Regions from separate parts of the Mus musculus genome. Here regions 2, 3 and 4 are each linked to region 1. Evidence: chromatin loops called from intact Hi-C (ENCODE). Cell type or tissue: left cerebral cortex. All regions are shown on one strand. Links, peaks and the distances in the headings refer to the core of each region. The heading gives the core; the rest is flanking DNA.

What was found. A loop is a pair of places that touch in the nucleus more often than their neighbours do. Peaks named below come from ENCODE experiments on the same cell type or tissue, not always from the same donor. Only the 100,000 strongest peaks of a DNase experiment are listed, where the experiment ranks them.
Region 2: it touches region 1 in a loop (7-fold over the local background); 17 of 42 quality-filtered maps call a loop at or near these places.
Region 3: it touches region 1 in a loop (3-fold over the local background); 6 of 42 quality-filtered maps call a loop at or near these places.
Region 4: a loop joins it to region 1, with 7 times the contacts of the local background. A loop is called at or near these places in 16 of 42 quality-filtered maps.

What each region holds. Positions count from the first base shown.
Region 1 is chr17:4,994,218-4,999,769 of GRCm38, reverse strand. It overlaps Arid1b (AT rich interactive domain 1B (SWI-like)), which reads right to left and starts at 4,696. Exons shown (of 20, transcript NM_001085355.1): 1 at 3,278-4,696. The coding sequence starts at 4,675. In left cerebral cortex, for the core only: a CTCF peak has its summit at 3,406 (motif pointing left); DNase peaks (open chromatin) are centred at 2,369, 3,496, 3,872 and 4,613; H3K4me3 peaks cover 5,000 bases; H3K27ac peaks cover 2,878 bases.
Region 2 is chr17:5,187,220-5,192,771 of GRCm38, reverse strand. All of the region lies in intron 4 of Arid1b (AT rich interactive domain 1B (SWI-like)), which reads right to left. Among named protein-coding and RNA genes, the nearest start is that of Gm34854, 34 kb to the left of the region's middle. In left cerebral cortex, for the core only: CTCF peaks have their summits at 2,167 (motif pointing left), 2,786 and 5,056 (motif pointing right); DNase peaks (open chromatin) are centred at 2,208, 2,874 and 5,004; H3K4me3 peaks cover 1,170 bases; H3K27ac peaks cover 1,537 bases.
Region 3 is chr17:5,199,349-5,204,900 of GRCm38, reverse strand. All of the region lies in intron 4 of Arid1b (AT rich interactive domain 1B (SWI-like)), which reads right to left. It overlaps Gm34854 (a long non-coding RNA gene), which reads left to right. Exons shown (of 3, transcript XR_876354.3): 3 at 4,766-5,162. Among named protein-coding and RNA genes, the nearest start is that of Gm34854, 22 kb to the left of the region's middle. In left cerebral cortex, for the core only: a CTCF peak has its summit at 2,845 (motif pointing left); DNase peaks (open chromatin) are centred at 2,096, 2,353 and 2,853; H3K27ac peaks cover 819 bases.
Region 4 is chr17:4,775,131-4,780,682 of GRCm38, reverse strand. No RefSeq gene overlaps it. Among named protein-coding and RNA genes, the nearest start is that of Gm34371, 17 kb to the left of the region's middle. In left cerebral cortex, for the core only: a CTCF peak has its summit at 2,318 (motif pointing left); a DNase peak (open chromatin) is centred at 2,318.

The DNA.
Region 1 (5,552 bases), core at 286-5,285:
TAGTCAAAATTAAGTAATAGAAAAAAATCAAGGTACCTAACATAACTGATTTTGAGTTACAAATATTTTCATCCCATACAACAGAACACACAAACACACACACATCCTACATTTTTTATATGGGGGGGGGGTGTTTTTATTTCTTAAATAATAGGCCTTTTTGTATGAGCCATGGCTACTAAATTCACCCAACCAGATAACAGTCATCTATACCTAGGCAAATATACAAATGTAGGCCATCGTGGCATCTTGATAAGATCTGAAGTACCAAGCAACCTAAGGTTTGTGGAAGAGGGGATGGACTGACCTTATAAGACACTATATCTTAGCTTCATTTTAAGAAATAAGGAAGAATCCTGGGGCTTCCTGCCTTGTAACCCTAAACTAGCTTACACTTTACTATATCTATAAACTAAAAATAAAATAACATACACAGAATTCAAGACAAATGTATACTTACTAAAAGTTTACATATGTGAGCAGTCCTTAGGACTCCTTTTGAGACTGGCTCTATCTAAATACTTACATTTAAAAAAAAAATCATAAACTGGCTTATTTCAATCTTTAAAAGACCTCTTTCAACAACAGGCAGGTTTTATTCCCAGTAACAAAAAAATAAAAAATAATAAAAAAAAATTGCCATCCAACACAAACCATTTGCCTAAAATCAAAAATGAAACTAAATGTATTAAAAGCCAAAAACAGATTTATTTTTCCATTATTTAATATGACTTTGTAATTTATGACCTATAGCCTGGCATAACTTAATAATGTGGACAAGTGGCTACCTAACACAGCTATCATAACAAATACTAAATAATACTGTCCTTCCAAAAGCAAAACAAAAGGAAAAAAAATAAAAGTATGAAAAGAAACAATCTACATGTTACCGGTAAGGTAACTAAGAAATCTGTGAATTGAGGTCATATGTCTGCCCTTTTTTTCTCTGAGATAAAAAAAGCTATTCCCAAGGGCCACCGAGGCTATAATGGATACACTCTCATTCCAAGAAAACAAAAAATACTTACAATGATTGGTACCATTAAGAAATAACCCTCTAAAGTAACAAGAACCTACAACTGCTTCTAGCTTCCTCCCTTTATAGCTTACAAAGATGAGAAGTTTTAATTATTACATGGACTTCTCTTTCTGTGGGTCGAAGACAAAAATTGAAACCCCAAGTTTTCCATCTAGAACAGGGAAATGTTTTTTATCAAAGTAGAACTCCGTGAGCCATGTAGACTTGGAAGCAGCAGATATCAGGTGCCAAGTCAACCAGGTCTCTCCTCAAGTCCACAGTTAATTAATTGTAAAGCACACCTCCTTAAAACAAATGAGCTAAATTAAAAACAAATGAACAAACAAACAAACCACTGCTACTCCCTTCTAATAGATCAGAAAACATCACAGCATTAAGATGTGAATAGAAGAAAAATTATTTGGAAGACACAGTACCCAGTAGAACTTGCCTTAAATATTCTTGCTCTAATTCAAAAGCAGTTTGAATAAAGCTCACATTACTTAGCCTAACAAAATAGGAGGAAAAAAAAAAAAAAAACAGTATGGGGGGGGGGCATTTCTATATGCTACAAATCAAAAAAAGACATGTGCTTTAGCATTTCAAAGAAATATTCATTGCCTCTTTTGGTCAATTGTTCTCTACAAAAATTCGTTTTGTTTCACAGGTTTTGGAACACACCAGTTGTAAGTAACACTCCTCGTCCACATGACCATCTTAAAATGGTCGCAATTATGAGAACACAAATCACTAAAAATGCATAGCTTTATTCTGGCTCTAAGCTAATTAAGAATCACCAATTATATAGCTTTCTTCTGATTTTTAGATAATTAAATATCAGTAAGAAATGTTATAGCATTTCAGAATACTGAAATCTTAATGCATTAAACTGTAAACTGGTAGGATTAAAATATATTCAATTAGATCTGTAAAAAGCAGACTTTTATAAAAAAGCTTGACGAAGCCCAAACTGGTCCAATCTTTGCATTAATTATTTCCCAATGCTCCTATTTTCAGTCCACAATTAAAGCCCACAATAAATGTAATGTTCATATTGTAAGATTTGTCATCGAAGACCCAAGTTTTATAAATGCCTAATACTGGACAACAGCATGTTTCTCTGTATTCAATCCTTTATTACTAACTATGATTCATAACAATTTAAGCTCTAAATAGTATTCAATCTTCCATGTGCTTGGAATAGAGTTCAGTTATTATTTGTGTCAGGAATTTTTGTGACTGTACTGCTCCGCACTTCTATTTACATCAGCAGTGCTAAATGCCCAATGGTGAGAGGGGAGCCAATCAGATGGCAGATTAGATGTCAACTCAGAGGCAGCTGTCTGGAGACTATTACAGCCAGTTTACCTCCACAATTCAAATTCCAAACCTTGCAAAGGAGAGATCAAGTCAGTCTTTAGGCTCAGCCTACTAGCAAGAAACAGCCAGAGCGCAAGACACTTCCTAACAACGCTGTTGGACTTGGGAGACAGCAAAATCAAGAAAATCCACTCAAATACGATCCACAACGACCCATTTTCTCTGGCCTACTACCTTACTAGGTTTGCTGAATAAAAAAGGAAAACCTAACCCATGATCAAAATAAGTTCCATCGATCCGGAATCTATTCCTTCAACATCGCCTCCCGGTTGAAGGTGACTCCTTCCAAGGAGCCCTTAGCCCCATAATGGATCTCTCCCCAGCTATTCTTAGGAACGAATCGATGTTATTTTACAATATTTCGCCTCCGCCCGTTGTAAATCTGGGTCTTATTCTTGCTGGTAAACATCCAAACTCCACCAGCCACGGCTGTCACAAAGCTAACCTCGGTTTTTGGGTTTTTTTTTTTTTTTTTTTTTGGTTTTTTTTTTCCCCCTGCCTCCTCCTCGCAAGGGGAATGGGAAACCGACCGAGGCCCGAAGAGAGAAAGTTCCTCTCTCCCCGCGCCCACTCAGGGCACACCGTGGGCGCCGGCGGAGTCAAGCCGGGCCCCGGAGCCCGCTGCCCCGAGAGCCCTCCCCGGGCGGGCGCGGCCTGGGGCACCGAGGTCCCGTCCCGGGCCTGGCACGGGAGCGCAGCGCGCAGCAAGGGCGCGGGACACCCCGGCTCCCCAGCCCCGCCAGCTCCGGCCCCGGCCCGGCGGCGCCGCGCCCCCGCCACCCCCGCCAACCGCCGGGAAAAGTACCCGGCGAAGAAAGAAAGTCGGGCTCGCGGCGCGAGGCCCGGGCGGAAGCAGGCCCGGCCGGGCGCGGGGGTTACCTGGGATCTGCCCATGGTCGGTCCGGGGGTGCCGGGGCTCATCGCCGGGTGACTCCTTTGTTGCGCGGCCGCCCAGGCCGGGCTGGCAGCGGCGTACTGGGCGCCTAGGTCCTTGCCCAAGCCCATGCCCGCGGCCGCCTGCTGGCCACCCGCCGCCGCCCCCGCCGCCGCCTGGGACTGGGGCTGCGACGGCGGCGGCGGCGCGCTGGAGCTGCTGTAGTCGGGGTAGCTACCGCCGTAGCTCCTCATCATGGGGCTGGGTGAGGTGAGCAGCTGGTTGAGGGTCGGTGTAGCCCCCGACGGGTGCTGGTTCTGGCCGGCGAAGCGCTGGAAGCCCCCCGCCGCCGCCGCCGCGCCGGCGGCCGCCTTGCTGAGGCTCGCGGCCCCGCCGCCCCCGGGGCCCATCATCATGCCGCCGCCCTGCTGCCGCGGGGAGCTCAGCACCCCGTACCCCGAGGACGAGCTCCCATAGCCGCCGCCACCGCCTCCTCCTGCTGCTGCTGCTGCTGCCGCCGCCGCCGCGGCCGCCGCCGCCACAGCTCCGGCTCCTGCTGCCGCTGCCGCTGCTCCTCCTGCTCCTCCTGCTCCTCCTCCTCCTCCACCTCCTCCGCTGCCTCCTCCTCCTCCGCCGCCGCCGCCGCCGCCGCCCGCGCCGGGCCGGCTGTAGCCCGGATAATGGTTGTACTGGCTGTTGGGGTACCCTTCGTGGGAGTTCTGCAGGGGGTCCATGCTGCTGGGGGCCCCGGCGGCGGCAGAGGCGGAGTGCATCATCCCCATCCCGGGGCTTTGTTGTCCGCCATGTTGATCAAAGCAAGGCCCAGCGCGGCCGCCGGGGCCGCCGCTAGCAGGGGCAGCGCTGCCATAGTAATTATTAAACTCCGAGACGGCCGCTGGGCCGCCGCCGCCCCCGGGCACGGCGACCGGCGCGGGCTGCTGCTGCGCGCCCAGGCCCGGGTGCTCATAGCGGCTGCCCGCCGGCTCCCCCATCTTGGGCGGCGCGTCGTCCTCGTCGCCCGGTTTGCTCAGCAGAGGCTGGCCCTGCGGGTCAGCCTGATTGCCCGCGACACTGTCCTTGGCGCCTCCATGTTGCGGCTGCTCCATGTCCGGGCCGGGCTGAGGCGCGCCGCCGCCCGCACCGCCCAGGCTGTTGTTGGCAGTGGGATGCTGCTGCTGCGGCGGTGGCGGCGGCTGCTGCTGCTGTGGCTGCGGCGGCTGCGGCTGCTGGAACTGGTTTAGCTGCTGCTGTAGTGCGTGGTGGTGGTGGAGGTGGTGGAGGTGGTGGGCATGGTGGTGGTGGTGGTGGTGGGCATGGTGGTGGTGGTGCTGCTGATGGGGCGGTGCAGCGGGGGCCTCGCCAACGGCTTTCAGTTTGTGGTTGGGGAGCAGCCCGGTCTCCATGGTCGAGCCGGGGCCCGCCGAGGAGGAAGAGGCCGCGACGGCGGCGGAGGAGGACAGCGCGGCGGCGCTTCCACCCTCCTTGAGAGCCGCCTCGGAGCGGCCGCTCTGCGCGCTGTTGGAGCTGGCGGCCGCCGCGGCGCTCGCGCTATGGGCCATGTTCAGGTCGTGACGGGGGTGCAGGGGGTGGTGGTGCACATTATTCAGGCCGCCGTCGCCGCCCCCCAGGATGGGGCCCGGAGCCGCCACCGCGCCGCGCGCGCCCGTCTCCAGGTCCCGGGCCCCGGGCGCCGGCCGCGGCCCCGAGGGCGCCCGCCGCTCGCCGCTGCCCGCCCGCGCCCGCGCCGCCGCTGCTGCCCGCGCGGCCATGATCGCCGCGGCGTGGCGCGGCCGGGCGGGGTGGGGGGAGACAATGTCCCCACTCGCAGCCGGCCGCCCCTCCTGCGCGCATCCACGCGGCCCGCGGGGAAGCGCGGTGCCCTCCCCACCCCACCCCCCGCAGCCCCGGGCCGCCCGCCGGGGGCGCGCCTTTGCGCTCGGGGGCTCGCGCCCGCTACGGCCTGAACGGGCGGAAAGTTTTTTAGTTCCGCTTGCAATGAAACTTTTCTCTCTCCCTCCCTCACTCTCGCTCGCTCTCTCTCTCTCTCTTTTTCCCCCCTCTCTAACCCGGATATGGGGGGGGGGGGGAAATGCACGACTTGCCTGAGCCTAATCGGGCCCAGCGCGGCGTGAGGGAGCCGAGCGAGCCGGAGCAACTATTATCCGCTTCTCTCCGAGGGCTGCTGCGCACTCGCAAAACGCGGACTGGACTCGGCCCCGGGCGCCGCCGCTGAGCGCACGTTCGCCCGCCAGCTCGCCCCGCTCACCCGGCTGGTCTCGC
Region 2 (5,552 bases), core at 407-5,406, 190 kb before region 1:
TTTATAGCCTTTGAGTTAAGCGTGAGATTTCTGAAATAGACAATATATAACCAAACATAAGAAGGAAATGGTCACTTGGGGCTAAGGTTCATTTGTGTCACATCTTACCAGGCATCACTGTTTTGATGAAAGCTACCTTATGTCCTGGCACAGTATAGTCACACATCACTGATTTTTGGGTAGGGAGGGCAAAAACCCCAAACTCCACAAAGGAGTAAGTACTGAGGAGGCCAGGTCAGGGGCATGACCTTCTAAACATGTACTCTCGAGTTCACTGACAGGCCTGCACAGACAGACATTTCATATGCAATGTGAGCTTGATGCCGTATTTACTTAAGAGGGGGAGGCACTCAACTATTAGTAATACAAAGCCACTATTTAAAAATGGGGGGAAAGTTCAAAATTGAAAATATAATCTGAGACAACTGCCTACACTTGAATGTAAAATCGGTCAAATTATGCATTTGCTTCCTAGCTCTTCCAAAATTTCAAGGAACCAGGGAAACAAAATAATTTCAAACTCACTATGATATCAGAGAGGCAGCTTTACAATATGCTATAAGAGAATATACACAGAAATTGCATTTAGAAATAGAAGTGATTAAAATATCCCAAACAGATATGTCTTCTTTGATTTAGTATTTAAAGTCTAGGATGCTCCATATAACGTTCATAGTTTGATACACCAATAATTTCTGGGCTGTTTCCATCAATGGGGTCAATGTAACAGTAAATACAGGTGGGATGAGAAAGGAAGCTGTTTTTATTAAATTTATGTTACAGGCACTGTTACAAATTGTATCCGTTTATAAGAATTTTTCTGCTTGCTTTTCCATTCCTCCTGAGATACAAGAAAATTAAGTCTTTCTACTAACTCAGTATTCACAAAGCCAAGGACTTAAATGCCTGTCAACCCACAACTTATTGACCCCATCAGTTTCATGACCATTATACAAGCTCAAACCCTAAAAAGAAGGGCTGGAGCCATGGCTACTTGGTAAAGAGGCGGCTGAACAAGCACAGGGGCCTGAGCTACAGGACACACCCATATTCAGATGCCAGGGAGATGGCTAGGCTTGTGCTCGAAGTATGGGGGGGGGGGCGGGGGGGGGGGCTTCAGAGACAAGAAAACCCCGGAGAAAACTGAGTTCATGCTTTGTGGGTCTCAAAAGCTAAGGTGCAAAGATACTGAAGAAGACACCAGTGTTTCCCATGTGCACCCACGATAGAAATGAAAACTATCCCCAACACACACACACACACACACACACACACCAACCTCTTCTAGTATGTTGGGTGTTACTGCATTCATGTAGTGAATGCAAGCCCAAACAGATCCACACGTGCATGATAAGCGATTTGCGTCTAGGTGGTTTTTTTTTAAGGATAAAGTGTAGTAGTATACCCCGGCATGCAATTCACCTCTCTTTACAAAATGTCCAAATCAACTGGATTTTATTTAGCTTAAACTTTGTCAAATGGCAGCAGTGAGCAGCAGTAATCAAGGTTAGCAATGTCCATACTATAACAATCTTTCCTAATAGAATATTAATTGTATACACATCATAAACATACTTGTGTTAAAATACCATGCACGTGCATAGTAAATATGAGGCATAAGCCCAAACAAAATGTATTCTGCAAAACACTTGTTGCTCAGAGTCTCTTTAATAACCTTTGTAACAAACTTTAAGTGTCAAATTTCCAAAATTAAGCTACTGGGTCAGGAAATATCCGTCATGTTAATGATTATCAATAATTCACTCTTCATAGTACCAACTGCATTGACTTTAAAAACCATTCAGGCTACAGATCACAGTGGAAATAATTTATCAACTAGAGGCTCTGGCTGATTAGTCCTCTAAGTCTGGTATATGTATGTCGACTAACTTCTTGTATGTGTCATGCAGGTTACTTGAAAGGTCTAAGGTTACACTGCTATACCATAGAAGGTGAGCAACAGAGAGCAGACAGTGGCCTTAGGTCTTCTAGACAGATTAGTCTTATTCTCCAGAAATGTCTTTCCCCCCAAATCCTCTTAGCATTTACTAACGTAGTAGAGGCTAGAAAGTTGTCTCAGTGGATAACAAACCCTGCTGCTTGTAGGTTCAACTCCCAGGTCATATGTAATCCCAGTTTCAAGAGATCTGATGATGCCCTCTTCTGGCCTCCATGGGTACCAGGAACAGCCGCTGTGCACAGACATGCAAGCAGGCAAAACACCCAGTAGCATAAAATAACTTTTTTTTTTTTTAATTTAAGAAGGTACAGACAGGAGATGAGACGCTACAAAAGCTTAGGCTTTTTCTGGGATTTAAAAATGCTATGAATTAGTTTTCCCATCAAGGAACCTTGCACTTGGTTCCAACTGGTACTGCACAAATGTAGTTAGGGTCTTTGCCTTTGGCCCTACCCTCCGCTCCAGCCACTCTTGCCCTCCATCTCGCCTGTCTTGGTGCACAGCTTAGGCCTAAGGCCCGCCCCCTGGCGCCCCACCCACTGCCTGCCCCACTGGCCCCACCCCATCACTCCACCCCACCCTACTTTCCAGCGGCCTTCTGGTCTCCCCATGGCCCAGCCTACGGGAGGGGGAAGGGGGGGTGTTGTTTGATCCTCCCAGACTCTGGGTTTTGGGAGTCTACAACTTTGTCTCTTTCTGCAAAGCAAGTTTCAACCGGCCCCGCTACAGTGGGGGAGGGCCCTTTCCTCAGGGGCGGACGGCTCCAGCAGGGATACAGGGCAGCCGCTCGGCCCTCGCCTCGGCACTCCTCTCCAGGGACAGGCAGAGGGCGCGGGAGGGTTTCGGAGAAACTGGGAGCACCGCCGGGAGCGCGGCTGCGTCAGCAGAAACTTTGGGAGTGAGCCCTCTGGGGTGGGGCCTGCACAGCCCCGACCGTGGCTCGATGGCCAGGCCTCCCACCGCGGTGCCTGCCGGGAGCTCCCCACCCGCGGCTGCGCAGTCGCTGCTTCCCCTCTTCCTCCCTGGAGGAGTGCCTAGTCACTCACTGGCCCGCGAGCTGTGGGACACACTGCGCTAGGAAAACAAAGAAACCCCACGCACACGTTTCCAGGATAGGGAACGTGAAAACAGACAGTGAGACTTAGGGTGCCCCGCAGGTTAGGCTTCTCAGGGCTGCCATTAGGCAGCCAGGCAAGCTGCAGGCCCAGGTATCCAACCCAAGGCCCTGCTGAGCGCTCCCTTATGCTTACCGGGTTGAATGGTCAAATTCTCTAAACAATCCCATTATGGTTATATATGTGTGTCACGTATAGCCACAAATCCCAAGTCATTACTTTTTGGAAGAAAATTAAGTAATCTGAGAGCTTAGCAAAAACAAAAGCACCAATTCACCATTACTATTTTTTGTCACAACCAAGTGCTATATATGAAACTTTTGGATAATGTTACAGATATTTAAAGAAATGAACACATGATTTTAAATGCTGTTACTGTTGTCATGTTGACGCAGCTCACCTAGGCTCTGCAATGTGGTACTTCTCATTCAGCCATATCTAGTCTGTATAGTACCAGCAGGGTCAAAGGCAAGCAGGCATGCTGACATACTATGAATTAAATCATTTGTACACTTGAAATGTTAGGATTTGTGTTACTAGAAAAGGTGATACTTAGTAAATTTACCTAAAATGGGCAATCATACAAATTGCTTTGGGCAAATTCTTCATCAGTGAATGTTCAAATTTTTCACCCCATTTGTTCTCCTACAGATGATTTTCACAGGAATATGCTTCAGTATTTTTCAACTTTATTTCAAATTTTTAAAATTTTGAGATTTTTTGATTAAAAGTTCACTTTTTTTTTCTGACATTATTTGCCCTCCTTCCAGCCCTCTAGCCTTTTCTTCCTTTTCAGTCCTCCAAATGGTACCAAGTTGTACTACCTGCACAGGCTATGAGGTTAAGGAATTTTCAGATGTTTCTGGGTTCAGTAAATTACTACCTTCCTTCATTTGTGGTTAGGACAGTAGTGAAATGAACGCAGGCTCCGTCGGGGTGCAAGGAACACATGGTCAGGTATTTTACAGTGCTACACATTGTGGTGCAGCCAAGAAGGCAGTCAACAGATAGGCAAACTCGGGTCTGCAGTCAGGCTGCAGAGGGAAACCAAACACAGAATCGTGGGTAGTGATGAATAGGCCTTTGGAGCTGGGCAAGGAAAGCACTCAGCATGCAGTGGGGATAGAACCTAGCAGAGCCCAGGCAAGAGGCAGCATGGAGGACCACGCCCCCTCACCCCTCTTCCCAGGTAGATGCAAAAGGCTACAGTTCAGAACTTCACATGCTCCTCGTCCTCCATGCCAAGGGAGAGGTACTTGGCAAAGCATGGGCCCTGGAGTAAGAGGGTGTGAGGTTATATTTAACTCCTTCAAATACTGACTTTGTGTCCCTAAGACAGTTTCTTAGCGTCTGTCCCTGCTATCTGCAGGTGGTTGACAGTCACTTCATGGCTGTGAGGTGACTTAAATGGAACTTCCTTAGTGCTATCTTTGAGCATGACAAGACCAGTCCCCAAAACCTGCTTTCAAACTCACCCCAGCCTAGTCCTTTTTCAGTGCCTTGCTGAGACTGCTCTCTCCTACATCCACACAACAGTAGAAACTGCAATAGGATCTCCCATCCACTCCTCGGGGTGCCTTATGGTATCCTTGGCAAATCCAGATTTCAATTTGTTGTTCCACATACAATGCCAGAGAATACCAAAGGATCTGGGTCTAAACTCCTTAGTTTAGGTAAAAGGGCCAGGGGGAGTCTGTTCCTAATCTGCCCTGTGGTTTCACTCCCCTAAACTCATTACTGGATGGTAATCACGCTCCCTAGTGACTTGTGCAATAAGGCAACTGAGGTCTTTCCGCCCCTTTATCCAATCAGGCCCCTTCACTCTCTGTAATCCTGCCCTTTGAAAGCTGCCAAGGCTCCCCTGATCCCCACTGTTAGAATGTGAACAGTGCTGGGCTGAAGCAGCAATTCCATTTCATGCATAACTATGTATGTATGCATATATGGTTATGTCACTTGCAGAACCTCCAGCAGTGCCCTGCAGAGGGCTCTATCTAGTGAGCACTGTGCAAATGAGGACATCTGGAAACCAGGAAGTCTCACACTCCAGCAATGCCTTGTAACCTCATACTGGTGAGAGGGAAGCTGAGGCCTAAAGATGACCCTCAGACACCACTCACCTGTAGCTACATTCTAGCAGCTCTAAAAGGAGAGTGCTCATCGTCATAAAAAGAGAAAGTTATAAATTGTTTTTGAAAAGTCTTCCCTTCTATGAAGGTCCATTTCATTTCAGAACAGTTTAAACTCTAAACATTTGCACCACAACAGAAGCAGCAGGCAGAGCTGCGTTTACTCCCAACTTCAGAGCATACTGTGGATGTGAGGGTCTCGCTGTTAACAGACGGGCTCTTTAGGAAGACCAGCACAGCTTTGTCTTCAGATAAATGACAGCAACCTCAGGCGACACCCCAAGGTTAAGGAGCAGTTTTCAGATGCCCATGAACTTGTTACGTTTGTGGCTTTTCAACCAGTACTAC
Region 3 (5,552 bases), core at 179-5,178, 210 kb before region 1:
GATGCACAATCTTAGTGCGTTTACCGCCCTGAATAGAGTTGATGGGGTAGTCACCTCACCTTATTAGCGTAACCATAGCCCGTAAGTACACTGACTGGCAGGTCACACAAATACACCAGCTTTGAATGTGATTGTGAAGGTGCAGAGCAGGAAAGAGTCAGGTGAGCGTAGCCCGGCACATGCTTGCAGGTCCCCACCCACCTCAATGGCACCTACTCTACACCTCAGACCCCTGACAATGAACTCAGGCTGCTCCAGTGTGGCTCCTCATGTACATATATGAGATGAAAAGGCTTTCCACAGCTATCCTGACCCAAAGTAGCACTCCTTCCTTCCTTGCTCCTGCGAGGTCTCTGTATAATCCAGGCCTTCAGAACCCAGCCCAGGGTCCAGCCATCTAGAAAGACTTCCCTTTGCTCTGCGCCTGTGCACTCTGCCCTCCCCATGCATCTCTAACAGCAGGCATCTAGCATGGACTGCAGCCCACTCCAGGACAACGCGTCTGTTCACAGGCCTTTGCCAGGCGTGGGCTCCCGGGAAGAAGCTGGGTTTTAGTTCAGTAGTGAAGACACCAAGTAGGAACGAGGGATCAATAAGTCTGCAAAGCAGAGCCATCAGCCGTGTAGCAGGGCAGCTAGCAGTCAGCGGTTACATCTAGTCAGTTCCCAAAATGGGTGTTGGCAATGAGGCAGGATGTCAGAAAACCCTGCACCAGGGCAAAGGTTGAAGCCAATCACCACTACACAAAACTCTGAGTTCTGTAGCTTCTTATACCCAAAGTTTAATCTTAATCACAGCCTAAATGATTAAACTTAAACAGGTGTTTTTGCTAACCACTGGTGTCTGGTTAGAGCAGCAAAGTCCTGCATGATAAACCACACCAGGCCACACACCTTGAGTCCAAAGGCCGATTCATCCTCTGAGGCCCAGACGTCAACCCGCAGTGGTAGTGAAAGAAATGATTTAGGTACGATCAAGACCCCCTCTGAGGACAGCCCTGAGCCAGGTGAGCCAGCCCCTGGGAGGAGGTCAAGAGGGGCTCGGTGAGTTCTCTCGGGGCTAGTGCTCTGCACTGAGAGGACCCACCCGCCTCAATGTGTGTGGGTGCCAATCCTCAGCAGGGCCATCCTGCTCACATGCCACGATGCTGCACAGGCTCTTTAACTTGTTACTGAGAGACAGGATAGCAAGGGGGAAAGTTGTACTCAGAAAACCAACCATCATGCTGGCCACCCTGCTGATGCTAGTAGCTTCTTGTCCTTGCTCACAGCAGAGTGGGCAGAGCCAGGCTCTGGAATGCTACAGAGCAAGAGGTCTTGAGAACAGTGCTCTGGGAGAGGCAGGCAGAGTCTAGGCAGCAAGTTGTAAAAAGATGGCAGAACTTCAAAACTGGCTGTCAGTCTTGTGCAAGAGACGACAGAGCTCATTAACATGAATTTAAAAGCTGCATGGAATGAGATGTGTATTGATAATTACTGTTTTTTTAAAAAACGTAATTATTCAGTCTGGTGTATAAAGCTCTTAAGTTTGGCTACTAAAAAGAGCCAATATGAAGGAAAAGAACAAGGAAAGGAAGAGAAAGTCTGGGTGCTCAGCATCTGGGAGGTGGGGCCGTGGGGCTGAAATCAGGATGAGCCTGTGACTGGCCTGGAACACAAGTGTACATAGGCCATGCCAATGACAACAGTGCTGCCAATGACAACAGTACCAAGGAAGACTGACTGCAGCATGAAAATGAAAGGGTTAAAGAGGAGCCACCTAGGAAGGTCAGAGCCTGGCCAACCCCACCCCACCCCGCCCCGCCCCACCAGAAAGATGGTAGACTGGGTGCTGGGCTGACAAGATGAGCAGCTACTTTGTGATGGAAACCATATGTTGCTGATATCAAATATGATTTTGGGCTAAAGACTGAGATGTTGGCTCAACTAGAGTGGAAAATCATGGGAAGATCCACTAACACCATTTCTGTTTACACTCCAATTTCCAACGCTAACTGTTAGATTTAGAAACAAGCCATAGCATAGATTTTAGCTTAGGTTCCCCCTCCCACACACGCACAAGAGCTTCATCTTTGATTTCCTGAGCCCTGCCTTGTACAACACCAAGCTGCTGACCGCAAATATTTTTAAGATTGCAATTCCAAATGAACACCGAAGACTTCAGCTAAAAGCCTTTGGGGAAAGCCCTGCCGAGGTAACTACTGTGGGCATTCTAGGACGTCTGCTTGTGAGCTGCACTCATAGATCCTATCTTGCCAGCCTCTGTCCCTCAAGGACACTAAACCCTGATGTGGGTATTTTCACATACATACAATTACTGCTGAGCACAGTAAAGCCGAGACTGGTATCTACAGAGTGAGTTCTGCATATTTTAACAGATTTTAAAAGTCAAGTAGAAAAAAAAAATCAGTAGCAAATAGAATATCTATTTAAAGATAAGGCTTTACTATATTTGACAACGGGAGGTGAGAGCAGCGCTTTCTGTGGAATTTAGAGCCCCATGTGACTGTTCGCAAGGCCGCTTCAGCCTCCAGTCCTGCTTCTCTCTCTAGCCAGGCTAAAGGGTATTTCAAAACCCCTTACCAGGCTTTTAAAAAACTCATTTCACCTAAGCAACTTCACAAACCTGTTTCCTTCAAATACTATGGGTTTAAAACATACACACCCTCGTTTACTGTCTAACATTCTCTGTTCTATGAGGCTTTAATGTTAGCACCTATAGATGAAAAAAATACTACCTAAAATCCAGGAGGTTAGTCTCAATTTCCTCTCAAGGGAATAGCAATGTCCTAGGCAGGATTTCCTGCTGCTCTCAGAGCATGTGTCTCTGCTGGAAGGAAGCCCTCTAGTGGGAGCAGTGGAGTATGCCAAGTCTCAAGGAGCCCTTCAGACCAGTAGACTTACTGGGAACCCATGTCCTGTGTTACTCCTGTCATACACTCTAAAGTAAATGTTCAGAGAAAGGTTGATAACCACTTTGTGTCTCATCAGCCAGAAACTATCTATATAAAACTGAAGTATGCTTGTATTGATCTGATACATGATTAATTTTTAGCTATTTGCCAATGTATTTAATTTGGCTATGAAGCGACACTAACTTTAAGTTAAAGGGGAAAAAAACGTGTGACTGGAAAACAATACAGTATGTTTTCAGTAGAAAGACTTGCTGGAACCGGAAGGTGTGCACTGGTATTAAAGTGTTGACTCTTCATGTCTGCTGTAATCTGCATTACAAACTCCTCAAAAGAAACACCTTCCAACATTCATCAAGAAAGACATTCTGCACATTTGATCCATACAAGGCTCATGCTTAAGGTCTCCAAACATGGAGGGGAGTTTCCCCGTAAACACCCAAGTGAATGTACGTAAGCATCCTTACGCATTTGTTCCCATTTCTTCTGTGGAGAGTTAAGACTCGTGAACGTAATCACCAAAAGAACGCTGCAGGTGCAGGGCATGGCGGCGCACGCCTTTAATCCCAGCACTCGGGAGGCAGAGGCAGGCGGATTTCTGAGTTCGAGGCCAGCCTGATCTACAAAGTGAGTTCCAGGACAGCCAGGGATATACAGAGAAACCCTGTCTCGAAAAACAAACAAACAACAAACAAAACAGAAACAAGAACCCAAAAAACAGCTGCAGGCGTACACAAAGTGCAGTTAGGGTGTAGTGCAGCTGACCTGCAGAAGGCAGAAAACTCTCAAGGGCTCCTCCAGGACACAAGTGTGAGGACAGAAGCTTAAGAGAACAAAACAGGCTGGAGGTTAGCCCAAGCTGTTCTTCCACAGGATCGGGGTTCACGTCCCAGCATACAACTAAAGGCTCACAACTCTCTGCAAGTCTGGCTTCAGGAGAATCTGACACCCTCGGAAGCCACTAGGCATGTACATTATACACAGACATAAATGTAGGCAAAACTGCATGCACATTTAAACAGACGGACAACTAAAAGACTGAATGACTGAGCAAATGAATAAATACCAAAGCCGAGGCTGAGGCCCGGCCACACTGATGTCTAAGGAGTTGATGGAAAATGCTGGCTGGCATGTGTGCCTACAAAGATCCCATCTGTAGAGGACTTCAGAGCACACACAGCACCAAGGTCAGTGATAGCAGGAGCCAAACCCTTGACCCTCTGAGCTGTCCTAAACCATCAAATCCCACAACTCCAGGATTGTCCGCCCGGAAAGGCTGTGACACAGGAGCTGAGAGGCAGAATTGAGCAGGAGTCCCTTCCTCACTTTAAACTCCTTCCCAGTTCCCACATAAAGCACCCAGAGAACACAGAATACTAATTGGCAGCCATGCTCCAGGACCCGCACTTGATCCCCAGAACCGACCCATGGTAGAAGGACAGAACTATTCCTGTGGGTGGCCTCCTGCAAATGTAAGCCCTGGTACAGGTGCTCTCGCCACTCACACATTAATAAATTGTTAAAAAAAAAAAAAAGATCAATACTAAAAACAGATCAAGAAAACCTATTTGTGTAAATACGCTATTCAATAAAAAAAAAATCAAGAACAAAAGTAGCATATACATACAAACAGGGGTGGTTCATCTTGTGCATTACGAACACGCCCAAGAAATGGGGAAAGGCATCAATAATTGCTTGCCTGCAGGCAGAGCAACTTACTGTTGTTCATTGCCTTACAATGTAGGTTTACTTATTTACTACAGAGGATCCTGGTTAATTAAAAGTAATTGGTTAACATAGAACAGTAACACAAATAGCACTGACTATCATTAATAATGTGATGATTGTATGCAGGTATCTTTGATGTTGGTCATGATGCAGAGTGCAGCAGCCAGCACTCATGGGCAGAGCAGACGCCTGGACACTTTCAGTAAGTAAAGAACAAGCACCACCTAATGACAACAGAACAGAGACACCCAGAAGCTGCCCCTGTGGTGTGAGTACTCTCAGGCACGTCCGTGCCCACCGCGAGTCTATCTAAGAGAAATCTGTTTTAAGGAAGTAATCTGTGACACAGCCCTTAGATACTGATTGCAAACTGTATCATTAGTTAACATCATGTCAAATTAGAAGAGTATATTAAGTTGGATGTAGATATACAAAGAACGTTTACACTAGGCAGTACTGAAGAACTCAGTTTTCAAGAGCTCTGACACGGAGAAGTGCAGGCGCTGCAGTCCATTTCAGAAGCAGGGCTAAGTCAGAAGCCGAAAGTCCGAGGCCTGACATCGTAGGTCTCCTCTACATCGCCTAGAGCTACAACTAGAAAAAGAAATCTTTCCTCCTCCAGGATTAGAATTTTTCATCTGGTTTCTCTTAATAGGTTCATGCTTACTGTTGTATATTTAAATATTTGATGTACCTGCATTTATTTCAGAATAACAGGGTAAGGAGTAAGCCAGGCCTAGTTTTCCATTTGAATAACCATAATAAAGAATAATCCATTATTTTCTCCAAGGATTAGAGACACTGTATCTTTAGCATAATTAAATATTAAAGTGATATAATTTTTATCTCCAATTCTAGGATGTGATGGGAGAAACGAAGTTACCCAAATGAGCTGCTGTGCAGCTCAAAGGAA
Region 4 (5,552 bases), core at 366-5,365, 220 kb after region 1:
TAATTCTCTCAGAGCATACCAGAAAACAGCTATATAGCCCAAATCTCAGCTTATTCCAACATCTATAGATATAACTTGATTACCCCCACCACTAATATTTTTTAGTGTGTGTGTGTGTGTGTGTGTGTGTGTGTGTGTGTGTGTATGTGTAGGTTTGCATACTTTTGGAGATCAGAGGTCAGACACAGTGTGGTTTCTCAGGGGCTCTTCACCTTGAGTTTTTTCAGACAGGTTCTTTCACAGGCCTGGAACTCAGTGATTAAGCAGGCAAATTGGCCACTGAACTCCAGGGACCCCCCCCCCCTCGCAAGGTGGCTGTCCTAGCCACCCCCCACCCCAGTGCTATGTTTACAAGGGTGTACCACTCTGCCTGGCTTTTTAATGTAGATGCTGGGTCTTGAACTTGGAACAACTTCATGTTTGTAACTTTACCAACCCCCTCCCTAGCCCCCCAGTTATTTTTTGGATGTGAATTCCAGGGGGCTGTATCCTCTTGTCATTTCTCAAACCACTTGTCATTTCTCAAACCATCTGTCTGGAGAGCACAAAGGAAGTGTTTGCTGAGCAGAGCAAAGGTAGTTCCCCCTGTGGCTGGAAGACTACATCCCTCTACAGCTTCCACCCGTGGGAGGGGAAAATATTGAACGTGGAGTGATTTAGCCAGGCTGTGGCAAACGTGGGCTCTGAGGTCACAGAACAAGGGCAGGAGTCCTGGCTGGGGCATCTCAGCTGAGTGTCTTTAAAACCTGATTCCCTCACGGAGCAGATGCAAAACAAAAGAATACAACGTATAAGAAGCTTTTAGAGAGTGTCAGATCGTCTCAGTAACACTAACAGGATAGGGCCATGAGCGAACCCCAAGTCCTTCCAGCTGACCTTTGTTAGAAACCATGGTCCTCTGTGAATATCCATTGCAGAGAACTTTGAAGGAAATACAGCCATGGTATTTTTCTTTGAGTGCCCAGGCTTGAGTCCTGTGGTCCAATTAGAACCCCTGGGCAAAGTGAGATATAGAGACCAAAGGATGTTGGCTTGTCTGGTCTATGTAAGAACCTTGGAAAGGGTCTGTATAGTTCTCCAAGTCGCACACACCCTAGCTGGCTCTTCCAGGTTTGGTTTATGCCCTAGTTTGAGTCTCAGGTTTGGGGATCACAAGGTGCTTGGCCGGGAGGGGTGGATTAGATGTTCTGCCGAGAAAGGTGCACCTGTCTATGTCAGTGTTTGAAGGAGTGTTAGCCAAGGACCCCACACAAGGCAGGGGAGGGGGCTGTGGCTGTGAACAGGAAGATCTGACTGTGACTCCTTGCCCTGTGTTGTGTGGGAAAGCCTAGACTCTTCAACTGAAAGGCAAGGGCCAGGGCGGCCTCTCCGATTTGCTTTCTGCATTCTTCTGGCTACCAGAAAGAATGTGCTAGAAGAGTACTCACCCACGGAAGGAATGAAGTTCTGACATCTTGCTACAGCGTGACTGCACCTTGAAAAACAGCTTTAATAAATGATGACGTCACTCACCAAAGGGGCAGGTACGGTACTGTTGTACTTCTGGGAGGTTAGGGTAGACATGCTGGGACAGAGGGAGACGGAGGTCACCGGGAGCATTTTCTGGCTTCCCGGTTTCAGCGTGAGATGAGAGTGAAGTTCTGGAGATGGGTGGTGGTTAATGGTTGCACAGACTTAACACCACTGGGGTTAAAATGAGGCATATTATGCTACATCCACTGTAAGATGCACCCCCCCCTGAAAGATATGGTATAAATAGGTTGTAATATGGGATTCTAAACTCCTTTGCTATTTTTCAGAGGGAGAGAGACCAAAGGACAGTAGGAGCTAAGTTGTATGTCTGTTGGACCTGGTTGGTGTCTTCTGGCTTGGCAGGTACTAGGTAGGGCTCAGTCGGATCCAGAGGCCTACCTTTGGCTGGTCCTCGAACTCTTTCCTGTTAACATAATGTATAGGGTTTCTCCCATTCGGCCGCTAACCTCCTCCTCATAGCACTTAAACACCCAGGTTCCACTTAAAAAAAAACCCAAAAAACAAAAACCCTAATTCTATTCTAACTGCCATCTTTGTTTACTTGTGTAAACAACAGGAGCAGATCCTATTTGGTTATCACTTAAATGCTAAAAAAGAAAGAAAAACAACAACAACAACAACAACAAAAAACACCAATAAGAGGGGAAAACGTGGAAGGAAAACCATCTCTGTGTGTGCGGATTTTGAAAAAACACCCTTCTTGACAATAAACAGCCGGGCTGGGAGGGCGCGGCTGGGAGTCTTTGGAGGGGGCGTGCTGCTCTGCGGCGCCCTCTGGTGGCCGCATCCCGGCATGGTCACGCTCCACTGAGGCTTCTCCAGGGGTTGGCATTTGGGGCCTTGGTGAAGGACAGTTCTCAAAAAGAGATTTACAATCACAAGCCACAGCGTGGTGCTTCAGGTGGAGGCCCTGGAAACAACGCATCCATTCTGGACGGCTCTCTCTCTGATGGTGGCCAGTGAGGAAGATACCAAGAAGAAACAAAACAAAACAAAACAAACGAAAAAACGTGTGGCCCATCCATTATACTTATGTTGTGTGATATTGTTCCTCAGAGGGCAAAGCCGATGAGAGGAATAAGTGATTGAAACAATCATTTCATTCCCTTGGCAGGAATTCAGTCATTAGCGATATACCTATTTTACAAAGGCAGACTAGATACATTAGAGATTGAAGAAACTGGAGCAGATGTTTTCCCTCTGATAAGCACCATTCTATTAAAAAAAAACCAAAAAACCAACTCTAGAGGGTTGGAATTTGCCCAGAAAACAGGAATACATGGGTTTTTAGGTCCTTTGACATTTAAAAAATTCCAGGAAATACTACAAGTGTGATCTCTAACCAGCATAGGGACTTACATAGGACTGCACACAGCCACAGCCACGGTGGCTTAAGTAATGAGGGTCTCCTCAGTGTGTGAGTGTGTGTGAGTGTGTGTATGTGTGTGTGTGAGAGAGAGTGTGTGTGAGTGTGTGTGTGAGTGTGTGTGTGTGAGTGTGCGTGTGAGAGTGTGTATGTGTGTGTGTGAGTGTGTGTGTGAGTGTGTGTGAGAGTGTATGTGAGTGTGTGTGTGAGTGAGTGTGTGTGAGTGTGTGTATGAGAGTGTGTGAGAGAGTGTGTGTGTGTGAGTGTGTGTGTGAGTGTGTGTGTGAGAGTGTGTGAGTATGTGTGTGTGTGAGTGTGTGTGAGAGAGAGTGTGTGTATGTGAGTGTGTGTGTGTGTGTATGTGTGAGTGTGTGTGTGTGTGTGTGTGTGTGTGTGTGTGGGTCACAGGTATCCCACATGCTTTCAAGTTCCTCAGTAGTTTCTTGTGGACACTTTATGTTTTGAGGCAGCCATTGTCACCATTTCATAGTCCCAGGAGGAGGTGAGGTTCCAGTGCTGGCGACTTGATGACGGTCCAGTACAGCCCCCAAATCTTAGTGAGGCGAAGCATACCACCTGGTGTTAGTGCTGGATGTAAATTCTTGTCCCCACATCTATCCTGGGACAGAGCAGCTTAAGCCCTAAGGAACCTGGAGGAGGCTAAGGCTACTCGAGTGTGAGGGTCATAGGTTGTATCAGACTCCTCTAGATGCTCACAGAGATCTGCAAAGGCTCACCCCTAACTCCTAAGGATGGTGTCAGGCAAGTATTGATCTGGATGGGGCCCAGCTAACTCTCTTGTGTGGCTCTGCTTCTAAGACACTGGTGCTGGTGGGATTTGAACTCAGGCCTGTCTTTTCTCACCTGCAGACCTCTGCTTAGAATCCCCTGTCTAGCGATTGGATATTTCCCTCTGCTTGGGTATATGTGCACCTGCCTTCCAAGAAATATCTGTGACTCAGCTAGCAAGTCCCAGGTGAACCTAGGACCATGGAAGGGACCTGCCACCTAGTTTTGGGTGAATGGCTTAACTATAAGTTGGCTGCTTTCTTCTGGGGGAGATTTTATTTTTTCCTCTGAGAGAGCCACAGGGAGATACCACACACTAAACCCCAGGCATCCTCAGAATTTGGTACTGCAGGTAAGGCTTGGCATGGCCACGTTCAACACCGGGTATAAAGACATCATGAAGACTTACAGGTGGTTGATTAACATTAGGAACAGGGGGAGACCAGAATATGTCAGTCTTGAAAAAGGTTACCAAGCAACAGGTCAGGAAACAGAGGTCCTAGAAGAGGTGACACACAGGGCTAGAAAGGGTCTAGCGTCTGAGAACTGAATTTCTTTGGGTCGGAATACCTATGACCAGACCAGGCTCCTCTCATCCCGTGACCTGTGCAATGAATGGCACTTTTGTTGCTGTCACTGTGATAAAACACCTGACAGAAACCACATTAAGGAAGGAAGGGTTTATTCTGGCTCCTGGTCTGAGGTATAATCCAGCGTCATGGAGAGGGAGAGCAGGAGGTGCTGGTCACATGGCAGGCATCTAGCATGAGGAAGCAGAGTGGGGTGAAGGCTGGGCTCAGCTCGCTTTCTCTTTTTGATTCAGTCGGGGACCCTGGCTCAGTCAGCTGCCCATCATCCATCCAGGAGGCCATCTCTCCCTCCTCAGACCTCCCTGGAGACATGCTCACAATTGTCCATCAAGTTGACAGTCCAGAGTTACCACACGCTGTTTGTTTAGGCTTGGGCTTTTCTGAGATCAGGCAATGTTGGTTCAATTCAGTGTTGTCAACAACTTTGGCCCAGGGAGGTAGTTCAAACATGGTACCTTTTGATGTGTGTGTTAGAGTGTGTGTGTACAAATGTGTGTGTGTGTGTGTGTGTGTGTGAAAGAGAAAGAGAAAGAGAAAGAGAGAGAGAGTAAGTATGAGTGTGAGAGTGCATTGTGAGAGTGTGTGTGTGATTGAGTGTGAGTGTGTATGTGTAAGTATGTGAGTGTGTGTATGTGTATGAGTATGTGTGTGTCTATGTGTATGTCTACATGTGAGTGTGTGTGAGTGTGCATAGATGTGAGGTCAGAGATCAACACCAGGCATTCTTCTCCATCATTCTCTACCTTCATTTCATTTTGGAGGCCAGATCTGTGGATGGACCTGGAGCTCAAGGCTTTAGCTACTCTGTCTGGCCAGCAGGCCACACATCCTCCTGTCCCCATGTCCACAGCGCTGGGGATTAGATCATGATAGGGAAATGGCACCACATATGACTTTTTTGTGAGTACTAACAACTGAAATCACATGGCCATGCTTGCGTGACAAGCACTTTCCTGACTGAGGAGGAGAAATCCTTTGTAATGGGATCCGTAAGGTGGAAAGCTGTTAGCAAGGAAAATGATTAATAATAATGACAATAAGGACATTTCAGCTTTTGGTCAACCATTTATTTCTTCATCTTTTTAAACAATTTCTTTTTATTGTGTGTTTGCTTGCATGTATGTCTGTGAGTTTGTGCATACACGTGTGTGTACATCCACAGAGGCCAGAAGAAGGCGTCAGGTTCCCTGGACTTTGAGTTACAGGTGGTTGGGCCGGGGACTGAATATGAGTCATCTGAAAGAGTAGCCTGCACTCTTCAGTGCCAAGCCATT